Linked DNA regions of Homo sapiens: region 2 is linked to region 1. A link is an interaction called in ENCODE POLR2A ChIA-PET data of the cell type or tissue named here. Cell type or tissue: Panc1. All regions are shown on one strand. Each heading gives the region's core, and the rest is flanking DNA. Links, peaks and the distances in the headings are about the cores only. Region 1 overlaps NME6 (NME/NM23 nucleoside diphosphate kinase 6). Region 2 overlaps SHISA5 (shisa family member 5).

Region 1 (2,907 bases), core at 1-2,500:
CAATAACTGAATGCTGCTGAGAAGTCAGAATGATGAAGCCTGAAAAGTTTCCCCTAAATGTGGCAGCATAAAGGATTCAGGAGAACACTGACTTTTATTGAGGAAGACAGGTCAAATGTTGTTTGGAGTCACTGCATTTTTTAGGCAAGTCAATTAGACAAGCTTCTTTTTTTTTTTTTTTGAGACAGAATGTCGCCCAGGCTGGAGTGCAATGGCACGATCTCGGCTCACTGCACCCTCTGCCTCCCAGGTTCAAGCAATTCTCCTGCCTCAGCCTCTGAGTAGCTGGGATTACAGGCATGCACCACCATGCCTGGCTAATTGTTGTATTTTTAGTAGAGATGGGGTTTCACCATGTTGGTCAGGCTGGTCTCGAATTCCTGACCTTGTGATCCGCCTGCCTCGGCCTCCCAAAGTGCTGGGATTATAGGCGTGAGCCACCGTGCCCGGCCTGGCAAGCTTCTTCTTGAAGAAGGATGAACAGTTCTCAGCAAAGAGGAGTCATCATTCTTCTGAACCACCATAAACATTCCAGAGAAGAGGTAGATAGAAGGCTAGATCCTGGAGGATGTGCTGTGGTGAGCTAGGCCCTCAGGCAGGTGGTGGTGCCCAGCAGAAATGGCACTGTAAGCCAGGCTTCCCTGGTCCTAGGAGAATGTTTTAGACTAGATGTCTAGGAGAAGTCTGGGCACTACCACTGGTCTTCATAGACCTGCATCAGGCTGGTCCTAGGCCTCCTGTTCCAGCTACATAGTGGACACCTCCCTCTGGGCTATAGCACACAGGGCCACAGCGCAACTGGGGCTCTTCCTCCTCATACCAGCGCTGTTCACTGAAGTCAGGGAAGAAGGCTGCAATCTCTCTGCTGGCTGAAACCACAGAGTCTGTAAGGGGAGATAAGACAGAGAAGGGGTTCTCACATGGTAGAAGCAAGAGGCAGTCATAATCAGGTTCAGAATCCTGAGCCTCTACTCTGCCTGCCCCTTCAGTCCTGGGGCATGTAAAGAAAGTCCACAGGCCACATCTGCCAACATGGCTACAAAGACCAGAAACACAAATGGAAGAAAGCTCACTGGAGGGACCTGGCTGTCAACTCTACCACACAGCCTGCCCGCTAACCCCAAAATATCCTATGGCTATGGACAGGGGACTCACCCGAACCATGGGTGGTGTTGCGGGTGTCAGTGAGGCCGAAACTCCCACGGATAGAATCTGGGGCCACATGGCGTGCTCGGAACACTCTGGTGGGTCCCATGAGCGTCCTCCAGAGCTGGATGGCATCCTTGTGGGCAAGGATGTAGGCTCGGATTGGCCCGCTGTGAACAAAACAAGCACATGTAAAGAACCTGGCCATCTAGACTAGGAGGGTGTGCTGTGAGCAGGGCCTGAATAAAAACACACTCTACGTTCTGAGAGTTTTCCTGCCTTTCCAGCTGAGTACCAATGCTGCTTCAAATAGGTGATGCAGGGCCCCTGCTGGTGTACATCAAGCCTGCAGAGATCAGCAGGGTGGCTATGCAGCATTCAAGGGGACTCTTCTAACCACCAGAGGACAGGTGCCTAACAGGTCAGCATCGGCTCAGTGACAGCCCCAAACCCGTGTTTCTTCAGATTTGACATTGTTTACAACTTTATTTTTTGAGATGGAGTCTCACTCTGTTGCCCAGGCTAGAGTACAATGGTTCAATCTCGGCTCACTGCAACCTCTGCTTCCTGAATTCAAGTGATTCTCCTGCCTCAGCTTCCCGAGTAGTTGGGATTACAGGCACCCGCCACCATGCCTGGCTAATTTTTTGCTGTTGTTGTTGTTTTTGAGACGAAGTTTCACTCTTGTTGCCCAGGCTAGAGTGCAGTGCCACGATCTTGGCTCACTTCAACCTCCACCTCCCAGGTTCAAGCGATTCTCCTGCCTCAGCCTCCCGAGTAGCTGGGATTACAGGCACCTGCCACCATGCCGGGCTAATTTTTTGTATTTTTAGTAGAGACGGTGTTTCACCACATTGGCCAGGCTGGTCTCAAACTCCTGACCTCAAGTGATCCACCCGCCTCAGCCTCCCAAAGTGCTGGGATTACAGGCATGAGCCACCGTGCCTGGCCTGATTACAACTTTAAAGAATGGCAGTGAAATGAACAAATCCATTTAGGGGCAGGGGAGATTAGCCTCAGTGGATAAAGATGCTGGAACCAAATTTGAAGTACCTGGCCATGAACTCCACCAGCCTCTGATAGAAAAAACGCCCTGCAAAGAGAGAGGACCTTCATCAAGATACCTTCATCCTGGTGCCCAAGGCAACTTTCTGTACTTCTACCTCCTTACCTAGAATAATAAAAATTGTTTCAGAGAAAAGAACAAGGACCTTGGAGTCTGACAAACCTGGGTCTGAATCCAGGGTCTGCCACTTACAACCTGCGTAGTTTTGGGTAAATCATTAACCTCCTAAACTTGGCTTCCTAATCTGCGTACGAGGGATATAACAACACCTACTTTTTAGGGTTGTTGGGAAAATTGAATGAAAAAATGAGCATTAGGACAATGTCTGATGGTAAACATTCATTCACTATATGTTAACTACTGATATTATCAAGACATAAAACTAAGTTTCTGGTTGGGACTACAAGGTAGAACCCTCCTTGGGAAAAGATGGATAATCATGAAAAGTGTGTGTTTTAAACCAAGATTTTAGAAAACTGGCTGCAACTGTACACGGTTGGTAGGTCAGAGAGCCTGCCATTGTGTTCCAGGTAAAATCTCTCTTATGGCCTCTTGGGATTGAGGCACCTTCCATTCAGAGGACTACTGATCCTACCTTCATGCTCTCGGTAAAACCTCTGGCAATCTTCCTTTCTCCACAGTAGTTCTCTCATTCGTACAATCAGGAACTTGTTGCTTAGAATCTGCTGATGAAC
Region 2 (2,907 bases), core at 190-2,689, 180 kb after region 1:
GGCACTCACCAGCCAGGGTCTCGTGGTAGGCCGGTGGGCCCATGGGCTGGGCTGGGTAAGGTGGTGGGTACTGCATTGGGTAGGGTGCTGCTGGCATCCCTGGCTGAGGCGGCATGGTGTGGTAGCCCTGGTAGCTTGGTCCAGGGTAGCTGGGCGGCACACTTGGAGGCTGAGGATAAGGGGCATGCACCACAGTGGTGGATGTGGTGGTGGTGACAACCGCTGCAAAGAGAATTCCAGTCAGGACCCTCCTCCATCTCCCCAGGTCTTGAGAGCCAGGCTTGCCACCCATCCCTCCAGCTTAGCCAAAGCAGGGCCTGGTCAGCTTCCCTTACCACCCCAGGGGGTCACAGTGGGGCAGGGTGGGCACGCTTACGACGTGGTCGGCGGCACGTCTTGTAAAGGCAGCAGCAGGAGCAGGTGAAGCAGATGATGATAGTGACGACAGACAGCACAAAGATGGTCAGGCCAACGGCCAAGGTCGCTCCGAACCTGCCAAAGAGCTAGACGTGACCCGGGGCACCTCGCCCCTCCCCAGACCAGCATCCACACCTTCCCAAGGCATGCCCCTCTTGCCAGAAGGGGTCTGGGCAATACAGTTATAGCTACTTCCTTGTCGGGTGGCCTGCACCTGTTTCAATCTGTTTCCTCTTGTGTAAACTGGGGTATATGTGAGTCCCTGTAACTGTCTCTCCCTGGGTCTCCCCCGCTTGTCCCACCCTCAGAGGCATGGGAGGAAGCTCTTCAAGTCCCATGCCACACACATACATCTATCTTGTCCACCTCACAACCAACTGATCAGCAGATGGGTATAGGGCACATGCCACAAGCCAGGCACTGTGATTTGAGTCAAAAAACTTAACAGTGGGCAAGACAGCCAGCCCTGGCCTCTGGGAGCCCACAGTCCAGTGTAGGAGGCAGACAGTGAAGATAACATGGCTCACAAAGCACAGGGTGAAGACTGAGAGAAGCCCCAGGAGGGCAGAGGCCAGTGTGGCCAGAACAGGAGGCCCCCATTGTTCCCCTGCACTCCACAACAGCCCCAGGGCAGGGAGGCTGGCCCCTGAGTGATAAGGACAGTTGCCTCTGCCTGCAAGCTTGCTGTATGCCAAGCACCGTGCCAGGGGTCACACACACCCCTGGGTCCCCCACCTCTGACCTGCATGGCCACTTCCACAGGTGAGAGGGCCAAGAGCCAAGGGGAGGACACAGAGGCCTGGAGGCAGGAGGCCAGAGGGCCTGCCCTTTGAGAAAGCAGGCCCTGGGCTGGGAAGCTCACCAAAATTGACTTCTAGGAGGGGGCAGTGGCTCATGCCTGCAATCTCAGCACTTTGGGAGGCCGAGGAGGGCGGATCACCTGAGGTGAGGTGTTCGAGACCAGCCTGGCCAACATGGTGAAACCCTGTCTCTACTAAAAATACAAAAATTAGTCGGGCACGGTGGCGGGTGCCTGTAATCCCAGCTACTTGGGAGGCTGAGGCAGGAGAATCGCTTGAACCCGAGAGGCAGAGGTTGCATTCAGCCAAGATCACGCCATTGCACTCCAGCCTGGGGACAGGAGCAAAACTCTGTCTCAAAAATGAAAGAAAAAAAAAAAAACCTGACTTCCAAATGCAGACAGAGCCCCTTACTAGCCACCCTGCCGTGTTTGCAGAGGCCAAGCTTCATTCTTTTTCTTTTTTAATTTATTTTTTGAGACAGGGTCTCACTCTGTTGCCCAGGCTGGAGTGCAGTGATATGATCACAGTTCACTGCAGCCTCCACCTCCCAGGCTCAAGTGATTCTCCCACCTCAGCCTCCCCAGTAGCTGGAACCACAGGCATGCACTACCACATTTATTTTTGCAGAGACAGGGGTCTCACTATGTTACCTAACTGGTTTCCAACTCCTGGCCTCAAGCAATCTTCCCTCCTCGGCCTCTCAAAGTGCTGAGATTAAAACTGTCTCGTGGCCAGGGTGCGGTGGCTCATGCCTGTAATCCCAGCACTTTGGGAGGCCGAGATGGGCGGATCACAAGGTTAGCAGTTTGAGACCAGCTTGGTCAACATGGTGAAACCCCGTCTCTACTAAAAATTAGCCGGTAGTCCCAACTACTCAGGAGGCTGAGGCAGGAGAATCGCTTGAACCCAGGAGGTGGAGGTTGTAGTGAGCCAAGATCGCACCACTGCACTCCAGCCTGGGGGACAGAGTGAGACTCTGTCTCAAAAAAAAAAAAAAAAAAAAAAAAGTCAGCCTTACATTTTGTACTGGATGATAAAAGATTTTAAAAAATAAAAAACGGTTGGGTGCGGTGGCTCACACCTGTAATCCCAGTACTTTGGGAGGCCGAGGCAGGTGGATCACCTGAGGTCTGGAATTCGAGAAAGTATAAAAAAAATTAGCCGGACATGATGGTGGGTGCTTGCAATCCCAGCTACTTGGGAGGCTAAGGCAGGAGAATCTCTTGAACCCAAGGAGGCAGAGATTGCAGTGAGCCAAGATCACACCATTGCACTCCAGCCTAGGCAACAAAAGCGAAACTCCATCTCAAAAAAGTAAATAAATAAAAAATAAAAATAAAAAACTGGCCAGGCGCGGTGGCAACACTTCTAGAGGCCGAAGTGGGCGGATCGCTTGAGGTCAGGAGTTCTAGACTACCCTGGCTAACATGGTAAAACCCTGTCTCTACTAAAAATACAAAAATTAGCAGGGCGTAGTGGCGCAAAACTGTAGTCCCAGCTACTCAGGAGGCTGAGGCAGGAGAATCGCTTGAACCAAGGAGGGAGGTTGCAGTGAGCTAAGATTGTGCCACTGCACTCCAGCCTGAGCAACAGTGGGAGACTCCGTCTCAAAAAATTAAAAAATAAAATAAATAGGCCAGGCGCAGTGGTTCATGCCTGTAATCCTAACACTTTGGGAGGCCGAGGC

What was found. Peaks named below come from ENCODE experiments on the same cell type or tissue, not always from the same donor. Only the 100,000 strongest peaks of a DNase experiment are listed, where the experiment ranks them.
Region 2: POLR2A ChIA-PET joins it to region 1 with 5 read pairs; 4 of 35 experiments call an interaction of 5 or more read pairs at or near these places.

What each region holds. Positions count from the first base shown.
Region 1 is chr3:48,293,920-48,296,826 of GRCh38, forward strand. It overlaps NME6 (NME/NM23 nucleoside diphosphate kinase 6), which reads right to left. Exons shown (of 6, transcript NM_001308426.2): 3 at 2,808-2,907; 4 at 2,200-2,239; 5 at 1,156-1,316; 6 at 1-884. The coding sequence ends at 718. Among named protein-coding and RNA genes, the nearest start is that of NME6, 6.0 kb to the right of the region's middle. In Panc1, for the core only: no CTCF peak of the experiment used is centred there; no DNase peak of the experiment used is centred there.
Region 2 is chr3:48,469,352-48,472,258 of GRCh38, forward strand. It overlaps SHISA5 (shisa family member 5), which reads right to left. Exons shown (of 6, transcript NM_016479.6): 4 at 377-492; 5 at 10-222. Among named protein-coding and RNA genes, the nearest start is that of TREX1, 4.6 kb to the left of the region's middle. RefSeq lists an enhancer at 570-719. In Panc1, for the core only: no CTCF peak of the experiment used is centred there; no DNase peak of the experiment used is centred there; H3K4me3 peaks cover 323 bases; H3K27ac peaks cover 166 bases.